Regions from separate parts of the Homo sapiens genome. Here region 2 is linked to region 1. Evidence: chromatin contacts called from ENCODE Hi-C or POLR2A ChIA-PET data. All regions are on one chromosome and are shown on one strand. Each heading gives the region's core, a stretch centred on a gene start or an enhancer-like site at or near the end of the contact. The rest is flanking DNA. Distances are from core to core; before and after follow the strand shown.

Evidence for each region. Hi-C counts contacts between places; a loop is a spot of excess contacts on that map. ChIA-PET counts read pairs that join two places held with the same protein, here RNA polymerase II (POLR2A). Pooled maps may share reads with other maps.
Region 2: a loop to region 1 is called in a map with no recorded cell type, with 2.0 times the contacts of the local background. The contact joins two enhancer-like sites. A Hi-C loop is called at or near these places in 7 of 37 single-sample maps with no recorded cell type and 3 of 50 pooled maps. POLR2A ChIA-PET finds 5 or more read pairs at or near these places in 2 of 52 experiments (WTC11 and activated T-cell).

The regions. Positions count from the first base shown.
Region 1 is chr10:96,644,102-96,651,590 of GRCh38, reverse strand. PIK3AP1 (phosphoinositide-3-kinase adaptor protein 1) reads left to right here. Exons shown (of 17, transcript NM_152309.3): 5 at 1-82; 6 at 211-343; 7 at 2,736-2,932; 8 at 5,929-6,118. Among named protein-coding and RNA genes, the nearest start is that of TM9SF3, 61 kb to the right of the region's middle. RefSeq lists an enhancer at 6,050-6,119. Within about 2 kb of position 6,195, at least 10 of the 41 ENCODE cell types and tissues checked have a DNase peak (open chromatin) inside an H3K27ac peak, as active enhancers do.
Region 2 is chr10:96,886,581-96,894,147 of GRCh38, reverse strand. All of the region lies in intron 2 of LCOR (ligand dependent nuclear receptor corepressor), which reads right to left. Among named protein-coding and RNA genes, the nearest start is that of LCOR, 58 kb to the right of the region's middle. Within about 2 kb of position 3,812, at least 3 of the 41 ENCODE cell types and tissues checked have a DNase peak (open chromatin) inside an H3K27ac peak, as active enhancers do.

The DNA of each region.
Region 1 (7,489 bases), core at 4,946-7,445:
CGTTATCAGCTATTATACTGACATGGAAGAAATTGGGAATTTATTGTCCAATGCCGCGAATCCTGTGGAATTCATGTGTCAGGTAAGGATATTACAAGGAAACCTGAGATTTCTGGGCATGTAATTTCTGCTCATGGCTTATCAGTCTTGAATCTGCGGGATGGAAGAGAGCTGGATTTCAGATCTGACCATCTTCACTTTTGTTTTCAGGCCTTTAAAATTGTGCCCTACAACACAGAGACCCTTGATAAACTGCTAACCGAATCCCTGAAGAACAATATCCCTGCAAGCGGACTGCACCTCTTTGGAATCAACCAGCTGGAAGAAGAAGATATGATGACAAGTAAGTTGACAGTCAAACCTCAGGAAACCAACGTGGGCTGATTCTAGCCTGCTGGTTTCAGCATCCCATCAACATACGCGTTTACCTTCTGCTGTAACTCTTCTGGGTCCCTTCTCTATAACCTATCCTGTGATAAGGACTCATTCTTGACTGGTTAGCCTCATTCTTCTCAATTGCAAATCTGAATACTTTACCCCCTTCTCAAAACACATGTGGTGGCTTACGGAGGAGCAGGAAATGAGTGATTTTAAATTGGTTTGGCGTAAGCCAATGGAGCTTGTTATGATTATTCCTCATAGGGATAGCATGAGGAACAGGTAAGCTAAGTACTGTCAGGGGAGGTTCCCAGTTGCCTTCTAGATAAAATCCAAACTGCTTAACCTGTGAACAAGCCCTCATCTCTCTCCACACTCCCTCTTGTCTTTTCTATGCTTTGATCTGCAGGAGGTATGAGCTTTTTTCACCTGTCTCTTGCCACTTAGACTCATGGAAAGATAGTCCTTCCTTCCTGCCTTGGTTGCTGTTTACCTGGCTAACTTCTCTCACTTCCCTGTAGCAGCTTAGGTAGCACTTCCCTAGAAGACCTTCTCCAAACCTCCAGTAGGTTCCATTCACCTGCTTTGGCACCCCCCGACCACCAGCATGTTGGGTGCCATTGACCTAGCACTCCTCAGCTGTGTCTGTCTTCTTTGCTAGGCTGTCCGCTCAGTGAGGGCTGGAACTGCTCCTGGGTGGCTGGCTCTTTGTAGGCTCTAAACAAGTAGTTGTTTAATGAGGGAGGAGCAGCCTCTTGTGCACATGTGACATGCTGGGAGCTGAGAGAGTCACACCCCTTGCACGGGGATGATGCTTGGTGTTCTGGACAGGATGCCTATTGTAGTGTTTCTGTGGACACCACCGTTCCTTCATGCCATGGTTGCACTACACAAATGGGACCCAAGTCTCTGGTTACCTTCTGCCTACGTTCCATCCTTCTGTAGTCTAAGAGAACCATAAGGGTGAGTTTACATGACTTTCGAGGCCTTCTCCTGGGGGACTCTCTTTCGTATTGCCTCTCCCCATTTTCCTACTATGGAATGTTCTTGCAGCACTTTTGTAGATGTGACTATTCTCTATTAAGTTTGGGGCTTAGAAGAAAGTATTTCATAGCCTGACAATTTGAGATCCTGGGAATATTTTCAGACCCTTCATTCCAAGGTCATATTTGGAATAGAAGGCTGGGTTTGTCATGTTAAAAAATATACATTTGTATATAAATGTATGTCTATAAAGTTGTTGGGCTTAAAAATAAACGTTTATGAAAAAAGAGATTTGTCCCCAGCTCCGCAAACACAAACATGTCCATTTTCTTGGTTGAGTTTAACTTGCTGTATTCAGATGTCAGTAGGTGGAGGGGGTCCGTGGGGACCCAGCACCTCTCTGGAGTACTTTGCTTTTCACCAATTAGAGAGTGAACTGACGTCCTGGTGGGGCTTGTGTGCATTAAGACCAACATTCAAAATCTCTCCTAAATAGGAACCCTGCTGAATACTATCTTACTTATCCTCCCAGGTCCTTTTGAGATAGTCTGGAAGTATTTTCTGGTTGAGAACTAAAGGCAGCGGAAAGTCTAAGGAACATACCCAGGATTACTTGGTGTACTTATCATGAAATTAGGAATAAGGGCTAAGAGGATGAACTGCTTTCTTTTAATCAGCACGAAACAATAGCTTTAAGAAATACATGCTCTGAACTTTGCAGAGAAGTTCAAAACATGATTCCTATTGTACTGTGTGGCTGCTAGTTAAGCCTTTAAACAAACCCGGCACATTTTGAACTGGTACTTTTTCTCAGGATTCTCCAGTCCTGTTAGAGAAGATGGTAGGGTATTCATTATTAGATTTGCTAATTAATTAAAATGTTATGGCCGGGTATGGTGGCTCATGCCTGTAATCCCAGCACTTTGGGAGGCCGAGGCAGGTGGATCACTTGAGGTCAGGAGTATGAGACCAGCCTGGATAACATGGTGAAGCCCCATCTCTACTCAAAATACAAAAATTAGCTGGGCGTGATGCACAGCTGTAATCCTAGCTATTTGAGAGGCTGAGGCGAGAGAATCACTTGAAACTGGGAGGCAGAGGTTGCAGTGAGCCAAGATCGCGCCACTGCACTCCAGCCTGGGTGACAGAGTGAGACTCCATCTCAACAAAAAAAATTATGTCCTCTGCATCTGAGGACATGATCTTCAGTGGTGTCCTGAAGGAAGCTGTTAGATGTTAGGTCAGTCAATCAATAAGTAATGGCTGAGTGCTTTCTGTTGCCATGCTAGTCTTGGCAGCTTCATCTCCATGAACAAGGGCACCCTGTGCCTTTATTTTTATCTGCCTATTAAGTTTTCCTTGATAATTTTCAGATCAGAGGGATGAAGAGCTGCCCACCCTGTTGCATTTTGCTGCGAAGTATGGACTGAAGAACCTCACTGCCTTGTTGCTCACCTGCCCAGGAGCCCTGCAGGCGTACAGCGTGGCCAACAAGCATGGCCACTACCCCAACACCATCGCTGAGAAACACGGCTTCAGGGACCTGCGGCAGTTCATCGACGAGTATGTGGTAAGGTCAAGGCAGGAGGGGCCCAGGATTGGAAATGCACTCTGTGGTAGTATGGCTGCCCTTTCACCCAAAATACGAACAGATTTTATCTCTAGCATGTCCTCATGTACCTCTTCTGGCCATGGGCAGTATGTGTGGGCTTAAGAAATGAGGTCTGGAGTCACATGGACCTGGGTCCAAATTCCTGTACCAACACTTGTTAGCCTTGTGACGTTGGGTAAGTCACGTATCCTCTCTCAGTTTCCTAATATGCAGAAGGAAGATAATCATAGTTTGAGTCATAGAGTTCTTTTGAAGGTAAAAGGAAATCATTTCTATTAAGCACTGAGGTTCACCCTCACAGAATTTACAGAAACCTTTATAGAGTGAATCTGCTGAAGGTAGAGGCTGATCATCTCCCCCCACCTCCTCACCTGCCTCCAGGGCACCATGGTGGGATGCTCCTAGCTGCCTCACCCGCCTTCAGGCCCCGGTGAACTGTATTAGGCTTGGTTTCTTCTTCAGCAGAAACCTCAATAAAGCTGTGCACCTGGAAAGGCATCAGGGCAGCAACTCTAAGGCCCACCTCCTGCTGACAGCCTCGCTCTCTCTTTCTAACCCCCTGCCTGGGTCCCATGTTAAGACAGGCAGGTATGCCCAGTTTATCTGATCATCTGGTTTGGGGCCCTCAGCTCCTCCTCAAACATTGACTTCTGGGTCCTTCTTTGAGGCTGATCGCACCCCACGTCTACATCTTATTCCATGCCCCAATATTGCCTCTGATGCCTAGGAAGCAGCTGCTCTTCCTGATCCCAGTCCCTCGTGGTTTTCCTCCTTCTTCACAGACTCCCAGAGGGTACCTGAGAATAGCTCAGCCTCTCGCATGGGGCTGTGACCTCACAGGGAGCAATAAACACAGCCCGGTCTTGCTCTCGACCTCCAGACAGGACAGAGCCTGATATCTCCCCAGAAACTTAACTCTCTGCTCTGTGTTGGAAAATCTACAAGACAGTGATTCACGGAGGCACAGAGGGGACTTCCCAGTGTTTACAGGTGTATAAGTGTTTTGAATAAAATGGTGTGAGTCCTTTTTTTTGGGCGTCACTGACACAAATAAGTCTAAAAGGTGCTCTCAGTCTGGGTGTATTTACTCAGTTTTTTCTTAAAGTCACAAATGTACCAAATGTAGCATTTCATTTCCATGCCAATAGTTTTTATTAATAACCTACTGTGTTCATAGTAGTAACTAGTATTTATTGAATGTATTTGATTTGAAAATGTATTATCTCATTTAATCCCCACCACAATCCTTTGAAGTTGACAGTATTGCAAGCCTTACTTTACAAAAGAGGAAAACGGCTTAGAAAGGCAAAGTCACTGTGCTTAGGGCCACAGACTATTCAGGGCAGAGACAGGATTTGCACCTAGTTTGATACTGAAGCCCGGGCTTGTTATCCTGTTGTATTTAACTGGGATGTTTAAAGATGCACTTTCATTTTGTGCCGAAGTCAATCTAGGTCATACCATCTTTGCTTTCTCCCTGTGGTCACCTTCAACCGATGCAGCTTCAGCATTGTGACCAAAAGACTGTCCCTTTGTGTTGCTTATGGCCTCTTAGAACTGTCCCATTTCCTTTTTTCACCACATCAAAACCAAAGGTGAGATCTGGAATCTCCAACATTTCACAGCTGTCATCTGTTTTATTGGGTCTCGTGAGGAAACTAACGAAGTGTCAATAAAAGATTAGCTATCTTAGGGTAGTGGTGGTGAAAATGAGGATTTTTGTGGGTTGATGCTGAAATAAGGATTGTGAAACACCAAAGTTTCTTACCAGGAAAAGTTGTGCAGAGGTTTCAGGGAAGTCACCTCTCTGGCTTCACAATCACATGGAGGCAGGATGGCAGTGGGAGGCAGGGGAGAACCTTTCTGATGTCAGGACACTTTATCCAAGATCATCTCTCCTTTTGGGCACATAGGACATAAAATCGAGGCTGGAACCCCTGGAAACTGTCAGGGTTCCTGACAGTTTGGAGGAGACTGCTGAAGGAACAGGGGCTAGTGTGCCAAGCTGCGGAGTGACCTCTGACTACACACAGGGCGAGAACACCTTAGCTGCATTCCTGTTCAGCTCATTTGAATTTCTGCGTGGCTAGTCAGTAAAGGTCACACCTTCTTGTGTCATTTTTTTCCCTTTGGAGGAACCACTAGGGTGTAGAAGAAGTATCAGAAATCAGGATTGCAAGCCCTTGAGTAAGATACTAGATTTTTGTGAGCTTTGTTTTTCTCATCTGTAAACTAGAGAATATTATACCTTTCTCAAGCAGTAGTGGAATGGATTACAGGAGATAGGGTATAGGCAAATACCTAGCATTGTACCTGACATTTAAAAGGTGCTCACGGGAAAGTATTTTTTTTTTTTTTAGACAGAGTCTTGCTCTGTTGCCCAGGCTGTAGTGCACTGGTGCGATCTTGGCTCACTGCAACCTCCACCTCCTGGATTCAAGCAATTCTCATGCCTCGGCCTCCCGAGTAGCTGGGATTCCAAGCGTGCTCCACCATGCCCGGCTAATTTTTGTATTTTTAGTAGAGATGAGGTTTTGCCATTTTGGCCAGGCTGGTCTCGAACTCCTGACCTCAGGTGATCCACTTGCCTTGGCCTCCTAAAGTCCTGGGATTACAGGTGTGAGCCACCACATCAGGCCATGGGAAAGTAATTTTTAATTTGTATCCTCTGGTCAGTGGACATTTAACGAGTATTTCCTGAGTGCCTAACTCTGTGCTTAGTGTTGTAGGAAGATACGAAGATTAAAACAAAAACGTGAAATAAACTAAAAAAGGTGGGAAGCCTGGCCTCAAGGAGCGTTCAGTCAGGTGGGAAAATACAAATACACACAACCAGTTGTAATCCTGACTCATGGGAGCCTTTACTTTGCTGGCCACAAGTGCCTTCGGGGGCCAAGTTCCACCCGGAAAGTCAGGCTGCCTCAGGGCGCCGTGGGCCTCATCTTCTCTTTCAGGAAACGGTGGACATGCTCAAGAGTCACATTAAAGAGGAACTGATGCACGGGGAGGAGGCTGATGCTGTGTACGAGTCCATGGCCCACCTTTCCACAGACCTGCTTATGAAATGCTCGCTCAACCCCGGCTGTGACGAGGATCTCTATGAGTCCATGGCTGCCTTTGTCCCAGCTGCCACTGAAGACCTCTGTAAGTAGCACAACCCAGTTCTGCTTCCACCTTTCTGCTGAGAAACAGCTTTTTTCATTCCGGATGAAGATGGCGCGGGGCAGTCCCTATGTACCCTCACTTCACCCCAGAGAGATGAAGGTCCTGTTTTACACAAAGCTAGGGCTGGAGTCATGTGCTGTGACAAGCAGAATTCTTCTCCAAACTTCCTCTGTTATGACTGCTGGGAGAGTTTAAGCAAATATCTGGAAGTCAGAATTGATGAACTCATTGCCTCGTGATCTGAGAGGCCAAATCAGTGGCTCTCAGCCCTCAGTCTCCAGGGGTCCTTTTTATAACAAACATTTTCCTACTCTGACATGAGGTTTATGTATTATATAACCTACCTACATATAAAATTCTCAGAAATCAAATATACTGCCCTAATTGAAATAGGAAAGAGAAATTAAAGAAGAGGACATACTCAAACATGCCTGCACCAGAAGTCATGACAAAAGAGTCAGATGCAGACACACTCAGAATCACGGTCAACGGCTTCAAACATTGACTGACACGTTTGCAGTCTTGGTGGCTCAAATGATGGGAATAATGTTGGCATTGGCACCTGGATTTTCCTAGATGGTGAACAACTCTTTATGATTTCCTTTCCATTTTCATAGAAATTGAATTTCTAAAAAATTAAGTGTTTGCAAAAATAAGATGTGTTTATATGTGAAACAGTTTAGGTTCTAGGCTCAGAAAATAATAAGCAGATTTTTTGGGGGGCGAGGGGTAATTTGATTTTATTGCATTAATATATAGTAAGCTTATTTTCAAAATATCATTCTTCAGGATCATGATTTTTCTTATAAACTGTCTAACAAACTTTGCCCACTTTTTATTATCTTGTTTTTTCCAATGCAAAAGTAATGCCTTTTGACAAAAGTGAATGAGCAGTAGAAGTTCCCCTCCAACACCTAAACTCAAAACAAAATAGGAATCTTTAACTGAGTTGAGAGAAGTTCTGTGACTTGTGACTCCCAGCCAATATGGCATTGGTAATAATTAGTAATAAAATGAGGTATATTTGTCTATATTTTTGCTTATATCTGCTGACATTAAATTTAAAAATACAGACATACTTGTACATATACACAGATATGTAGAAATATACACATAGGTATAAATATGTATCATACGTACTTTTTAAAACTTATGTGTATGTCTAGGGAAATATTTGAAAGTCACGAGGGACATGAAACATCTCTTCATTGGGCAGGGCTGTCCCACACATAGCAGGATGTCTAGGGTCCTTCCCCCTTTTCCTAAATGCCATCTCCTTGGTGACCACCCAAAATACCCTCATAGATTTTCCAAACGCCCCCAGGGGGCAGTGCCACCACCCTTGAGAAC
Region 2 (7,567 bases), core at 2,563-5,062, 240 kb before region 1:
CGCACTCCAGCCTGGGTGACAGAGCGAGACTCCATTACAAAAAATAAATAAATAAAATTCTCTCAAATATCAATAGTCTTGATCCTACGTGGTCTTCAAGGCCATAGTTCAAAAGTCCCTTCCAGCTGTTATCTTTCCTCCCAAATGATTCCCAGTATCTTTCACTTTATTTTTCCTTCATTTTCAACATGAATGCACATTTTATGTATCCAACTGAATTTTACATTCACTGTTGTAGTGTAATAGAAGGAGTACTACAACTCTAGGAAGTAAGAGATGTAGTGGTTAAGAATATGAATTACGAAGCCAGGTCACCTGGGTTCAAATATCTGATTCTCTTTTAAAAGCTCTATAACCTTGGACAATTTCTTTTTTTTTTTTTTTTGAAACAGAGTCTTGCTCTGTCACCCAGGCTGGAGTGTAGTGGCGCGATCTTGGCTTACTGCAACCTCCACCTCCAGGGTTCAAGCAATTCTCCTGCCTCAGCCTCCCGAGTAGCTGGGACTACAGATGCCCACCACCATGCCCAGTTAGTTTTTGTATTTTTAGTAGAGACCGGGTTTCGCCATATTGGCCAGGCTGGTCTAGAACTCCTGACCTTGTGATCTGCCTGCATCGGCCTCCCAAAGTGCTGGGATTACAGGTGTGAGCCACTGTGCCTGGCCATACCTTGGACAATTTGTCTTCTTCACACCTCACTTTCCTTGGCTATAAATTTATAACGTGATTAGACAAGTATTTGTAAATTATTTAGAATAGTATCTGAAAGCATATTAGAGATATTATATTATAAAGTGTTAGGAAGCAAAGAAGGCAGAGAGGTTATGTTTTCAGTTTGTTAATGCCTCTTTTGTTCCCTATATGACTTAAAAGACTACATACAACAATAATTATAACTCTGTGTTGATGGACAAACAATGCATAAAGATTTATTGGAGGGGGGAGAGCTATGTAGCAGCAAAGTATTTTATATACTATTGAAACCAAGTTGTTATTAATTCAAAATAGACTGCTACAAATGAAGGTGTTAATTATAATCCCCAGGACAAACACCAAGAAAATAACTATTATGTAGTAAAATAAATGAGAAGGGAATCAAAATGGTACACTAGAAAATATGTAACACAAAAATCAGTCATGGAGGGCTTGAACAAAACTGATATAAGACAGACAGAAAGAAATATAAAATGGGAAATGTTCCTCCTTATCAGCAATTATATTACATGTAAATGGAGTAAAGCCTCCAATTAATAGGCAGAGATGGGCAGAATTAATTTAAAAAGCATTATCCAACAATATTCTGTACACAAGACATTTGCTTTAGATCCAAAGACACAAAGAGGTTGAAGGTGAAAGAAAAGAAAAAGCCCATGCGAACAGCAACCAAAAAAGAAATGGAGTGGCTATACTAGTATCAGACAAAATAGGCACTGCGATGGTCTAACTGTTGGAGTCCCCCCAAAAATTCATATGTTGAAATCCTATCACCTCCAAGGTGATAGGATTAAGAAGTGGGGCCTTTGGAAGGTGATTAAGAAAATAAGGGCAGTGTCCTCATAAATGGGATTAGTGCCCTTATAAAAGAGGCACCAAGAGAGATCCCTCATCCTTTTGTCATGTGAGAACATAGCAAAAAGACAGTCATCCATGAACCAGAAAGCGGCACCTCACCATACCAAATCTGTCTGTGTCTTGATCTTGAACTTCCCAGCCTCCAGAACTGTGAGAAATAATTTTTTTTATAAGCCACTTAGGCAGCCCAAGTGGACTAAGAAAGGCATTAAGACAAAACTACTTAAAAAGACAAAGGACATTATATAATGATAAGAGTCAATCAAGAACATTTAAGAATTAAAAACATATATGCCCCTAACAACACAGCCCCAAATTCTATGAAGCAAAAATTGACAGACTTGAAGGAAGAAATGGCTCAACAATAATAGCTAGAGACTTCAACACCCTACTTTCAATAATGGGTGGTACAACTAAGCAAAAGATACATAAGGAAAAAGAAGACTTAAACAACACCGTTAGGCAACTAGACCTAAAAGACATATGCAGAACACTCCAACCAACACGAGCAGAATACACATTCTTTTCAAGTGCACTGGAACATCCTCTAGGGCAACACGTTAGACCACAAAAAAACTTGCCGTAAATTTCAAAAGACTGAAATCACACAAAGTATCTTTTCCAACCACAATGCAATGAAGTTAGAAATCACTAACAGGAAAACTGAAAAATTTGCAAATATGTGGAAATTAAACAATACATTCTTAAATAGTTACTCAAAAAAGTAACTACAGGCTAGGTGTGGTGGCTCACACCTGTAATCCCAGCACTATGGGAGGCCGAGGCAGGTGATCACCTGAGGTCAGGCGTTCGCAACTAGCCTGGCCAACATGGTAAAAACCTGTCTCTAACTAAAAATACAAAAATTAGTTGGACGTGGTGGCGTGCACCTGTAATCCCAGCTACTCAGGAGGCTGAGACAGGAGAACTGCTTGAACCTGGGAGGCAGAAGTTGCAGTGAACAGAAATGACACCACTGCACTCCAGTGTGGGCGACAGAGACCCTGTCTCAAAAAAAAAAAAAAAAAAAAAAAAAAAAAAAAAAGAGTCAAGACAGAGTAAGACCCTGTCTCAAAAAAAAAAAAAAAAAAAAGAGTCAGAAAAATCAGTATCAATGAACCCAAAATTTCTCGGAAAAAATCAATATTGACAAACCTTTAACTAGACAGACCAAGAAAAAAGAAGAGAGAAGATTCAATTTACTAAAATCAGGAATAAAACTGGGGACATCTTTACAATCTTATAGAAACAGGAAGGATTACAAGAGAATACCATGAACTATTGTATGCCAACAAATTAGATAATCTAGATGAATGGATAAACCTCTAGAAACTACCAAAACTGACTCAACTAAAAAACTGAAAAGACCTATAACAAGTATGAAAACTGTAATAAAACTTCCAACAAAAAAAACCCCAGGACCATATGGCTTCATTGGTGAATCCTACCAAACATTTAAAGAAGAACACCAATCCTTCCTTCAACTCTTCCAAAAAAAGAGAAAAGGGATGAATACTTCCAAACTCATCCCATAAATCTAGTATTACCCTGATAGCAAAGACAGACATCATCATAAGGAAACTACAGACCAATCTCCCTCACGAATAGAGATGCAAGAATCCTCAAGAAAATACTAGCAAACAAAATTTAGCAGCATATGACCATCCATCATGGAATTATCCCAGAGATGCAAGGCTGGTTCAACATACAAAAATCAATCAGTTGAAAAAAAGTCACCATATTAACAGAATAAAGCGGGGAAAAGAGAAACCTGATCATCTCAGTTGACATAGGAAAAGCACTGGACAAAGTCCAACACCTTTTCATGATAAAAACGCTCAACAATCTAGGAATAGAAAGGAGCTTTTTCATAACCCTGGTTATGAAACAGCTAACATACTCAATAGCAAAATACTGAAAGCTTTCCCCTAATATCAAAAATAAGGCAAGGATGTCTGCTCTTACCATTTCTACTCAACATTGTCTAGAAGTTCTAGCAAGGGTGGTTAGAAAAAAGAAAAAGAAATAAAAGGCATCCAAATTGGAAAGACCAAGTAAAACTACTTTTATAGATGACATGATTTTATATATACATAATTCTAAAGAATCTTTCAAAACACCACCATTAACCTAATAAACAGGTTCAGCAAGGTTGTAGAATACAAGATTAGCATAAGAAAATCAGTTTTAGGCTGGGCAGGGGTGACTCACACTTACAGTCCTAGTGCTTTGGGGAAGTAGAGGTGAGAAGATTGCTTGAGGCCAGGAGTTTGAAATCAGCCTGCACAACACAGCCAGACCCCTTCTCTACAAAATATCTTAAAGGTTAGCCAGATGTGGTACGTAGTCCTAGACTGAGGTGAGAGGATCACTTCACTCCAGGAGTTCAAAGTTACACTGAACTAGGATCATGCCACTGCACTCCAGCTTGGGCGACACAGCGAGACTCCATCTCAAACAAAACAAAACAAAACAAAAAAACTACACGCATACAAAGAAAATAACGAGTGCTGGTAAAGGAAGTGAAGAAATGGGAGCCCTCACACATTGCTGGTGGGAATGCAAAACGGCGCAGATGCTCTGGAAAACAAGTTAGGTGTTTCTCAAAAAGTTAAAAATAGAATTACCAAATGACCCAGCATTCCACTCCTAAGTATATACTCAAGAGAAATGAAAACAGGTGTTCAAACAAAAAGTCATACATGAATGTTCACAGCAGTATTGAACAGCAGCATTATTCATAATAACCTGACAGCGGAAACACTCAAATGTCCACCAACTAAAGAGTGGATAAACAAAATGGAGTACAGCCATCCAATGGAATATTATTCAACCATAAAAAAGAACTGTTAAGGACTCAAAGTTTATGTCACTCCCAAAATTCATGTTAACGCCCTAACCCCAGTGTGGCTGTATTTGGAGATGAGGTCTCTAAGGAAGCAACAAAGATGAAATGAGGTCAGAAGGGTGGGTCCCTGATCTGACAGAATTAGTGTCCTTGTTAGGACAGAAACCAGAGAAGGTGCACACACGCTCGAGATCACTTGTGCTACCTCCCTGCATGAGCACAGAGAAACGGCTGTGTGGGGTTAAAGTGAGAAGGTAGCTACCTACAAGCCAGGAGGAGAGGCCTCAGCAGAAACCAACACTGCCGGACCTTGATCTGTACTTCCAGCCTTCAGAACTATAAGAAATAAGTATCTGTGGTTCAAGCCACTAAGCCTGTGGTATTTTGGTTATGGCAACCTGAGCTGACAACATGAATGAATACTGATACGTACAACATGGATGAACTTCAAAAATATGCTAAATGAAAGCCAGACACAAAAGGCCATATATTGTATGATTCCATTTATATGAAATGTCCAGAACAGGAAAATTCACAGACATAAAGGATATTATGGAGGAAATATGGAAATGGAAGTGACTATGTAATAGGTATGGTCTATCTTTTGGGAGGTGATCAAAATGCTATACAATTAGATAGTGGTAATGGTTGTACAACACTTTGAATATACTAAAAGCTCCTGAATTATACACACCTTAAAATGGCTCAAATGGTGAATTTTAGTTTTTTAAAATGGAGTGAAATAACGGAAGATACAACTTGGATTACTCTCAAATACATGTTGAGTGAATGAAGCCAGTCTCAAATGGTTACACAGTGTATGATTCCATTTATATGACATTCTCTAAAAAACATAACTATAGCAAATGAATGGATCAGAGGCTGCCAGAGGTTTTGGGTGGGGCAATTAGAAAAGACAGCACAGGGAACTTCTTGAGGTCATGAAACTATTCTGTTTCTTAGTTGTGGTGTTGGGTATATAAATTTATACATGAGGTAAAATTCATACAACTGTACACAAAAATGGTCAGTTTTACTACAACTTAATTTAAAAAATAAAATTTCTCCTACAAAAAAAATCCATCAGTCTATTTTGCACTTGACCAATGTTTATTTGTAACATCATTACTGGTCATTTGGAAAGCATTAATTCACTGAGGTATGTGCATTTTCCATCACACAATGTAACACCAAAAAAAAATTACATTTGTTAATATCACTACTGATCCTATCAGAAAGGTCTTTTAAGGGAAGTTCTCATGCCCGCAGTAGTGGATTTAAGTTTTCCAATATTCTAATTTTTCTTGGAAGCTGAAATTGACAATATATACTGTTCTTTTTTTTTTTTTTTTTTTTTTTTTTTTGAGACGGAGTCTTGCTCTGTCACCCAGGCTAGAGTGCAGTGGCATGATCTGGCTCACTGCAACCTCCGCCCACCGGGTTCAAGCGATTCTCCTGCCTCAGCCTCCTGAGTAGCTGGGATTACAGGCGGCCACCACCAGGCCTGGCGAATTTTTGTATTTTTAGTAGAGACAGGGTTTCATCATGTTGGCCAGGCTGGTCTCGAACTCCTAACCTCATGATCCGCCAACCTCGGCCTCCCAAAGTGCTGGGATTACAGGCGTGAGCCACCACACCTAGCCCACTTCATTCATTTTTAAGACAATGTTTGCTAAATACTGAAATCTGAATAACCACAGTTTGTCAGATATTCTTCCAAGTAAAATGGTATTCTACGAAAAAAGTAGGCCAGGTGTGGTGGTTCATGCCTGTAATCCCAGCACTTTGGGAGGTTGAGGCAGGTGGATCACCTGGATTCATGAGTTCAAGACCAGCCTGGCCAACATGGTGAAACGCTGTCTGTACTAAAAATACAAAAATTAGCTGGGTGTGGTGGTGAATGCCTGTAATCACAGCTACTCGGGAGGCTGAGGCAGAAGAATTACTTGAACCCAGGAGGCAGAGGTTGCAGTGAGCTGAGATGGCGCCATTGCACTATAGCCTGGGTGAGAGTAAAACTCCGTCTCAATTAAAAAAAAAAAAAAAGTAGCTAGTTTAGCTTGCAACTCAATCACATAAGTGCTTTTATGCATATTTTCCATTGCATTGCATAGAATATTAAGGAGACCCAAGGCTCATGATTAAGTAGTATTTTTTTTTTTTTTGAGACGGAGTCTCACTCTGTTGCCCAGGCTGGAGTGCAGTGGCGTGATCTTGGCTCACTGCAGGCTCTGCCTCCCAGGTTCACGCCATTCTCCTGCCTCAGCCTCCCAAGTAGCTGGGACTACAGGCGCCCGCCACGACGCCCGGCTAATTTTTTGTATTTTTAGTAGAGACGGGGTTTCACCATGTTAGGATGGTCTCGATCTCCTGACCTCGTGATCCACCCACCTCGGCCTCCCAAAGTGCTGGGATTACAAGCGTGAGCCACCATGCCCGGCCAAAGTAGTATATTTTCACTGTTTCATTGTGGGCATTCTTAGGTAAAACTGGCACATGCTCTGAGTGCAAGGCAGTGAAAGACTATAATATCTACTATAAAAGTTTGGTGCCACTGTCTTAATTTGTGGACCAGAGCAATTTTACCCATCATCACTCCTTCCATATCAGAACAACTGTCAACACAGTGCAAAGGGGAAATGACACCTTAATATCATCATGAAAAGAATTCTGACCTTTCTGATCCCTAAGTCTCAGGAACCACCAGGGGCCCAGGGACCACACCTCAGAGACTCTGAAGGATCAAATCAATCCATTTTTGTCACAGGTTTCTTGCTCTATTTATTAAAGTTACAACTAATAGTTACATTTTCAGAATAGTGTAGCATATCTTTAGGTCCCAATTTGCTGAGTAAAAGAGTATAAAGTTATATGATTAGAATACTGGTTTAAAGATAGGAATAAATGGGTACTTTTGACTGGAGATGTGTAAGCAGTAGGATACCTCAGTATCTAGTCTAATTATTCCAAGTGCTCAGGAAAAGATGTAGAGTTTACAGATGGCATTAAAGATTAGACAAACAATCCAGTAAAATCTCTTAAGGTTGAGTAAGTATAAGGTCATGCCATTTAAGGAAAAAACAACCCAAATTAGATTTATACAAGGACCCTAAGCAATCAGCAAGTCCTAAGTGGTGGTGTATATTC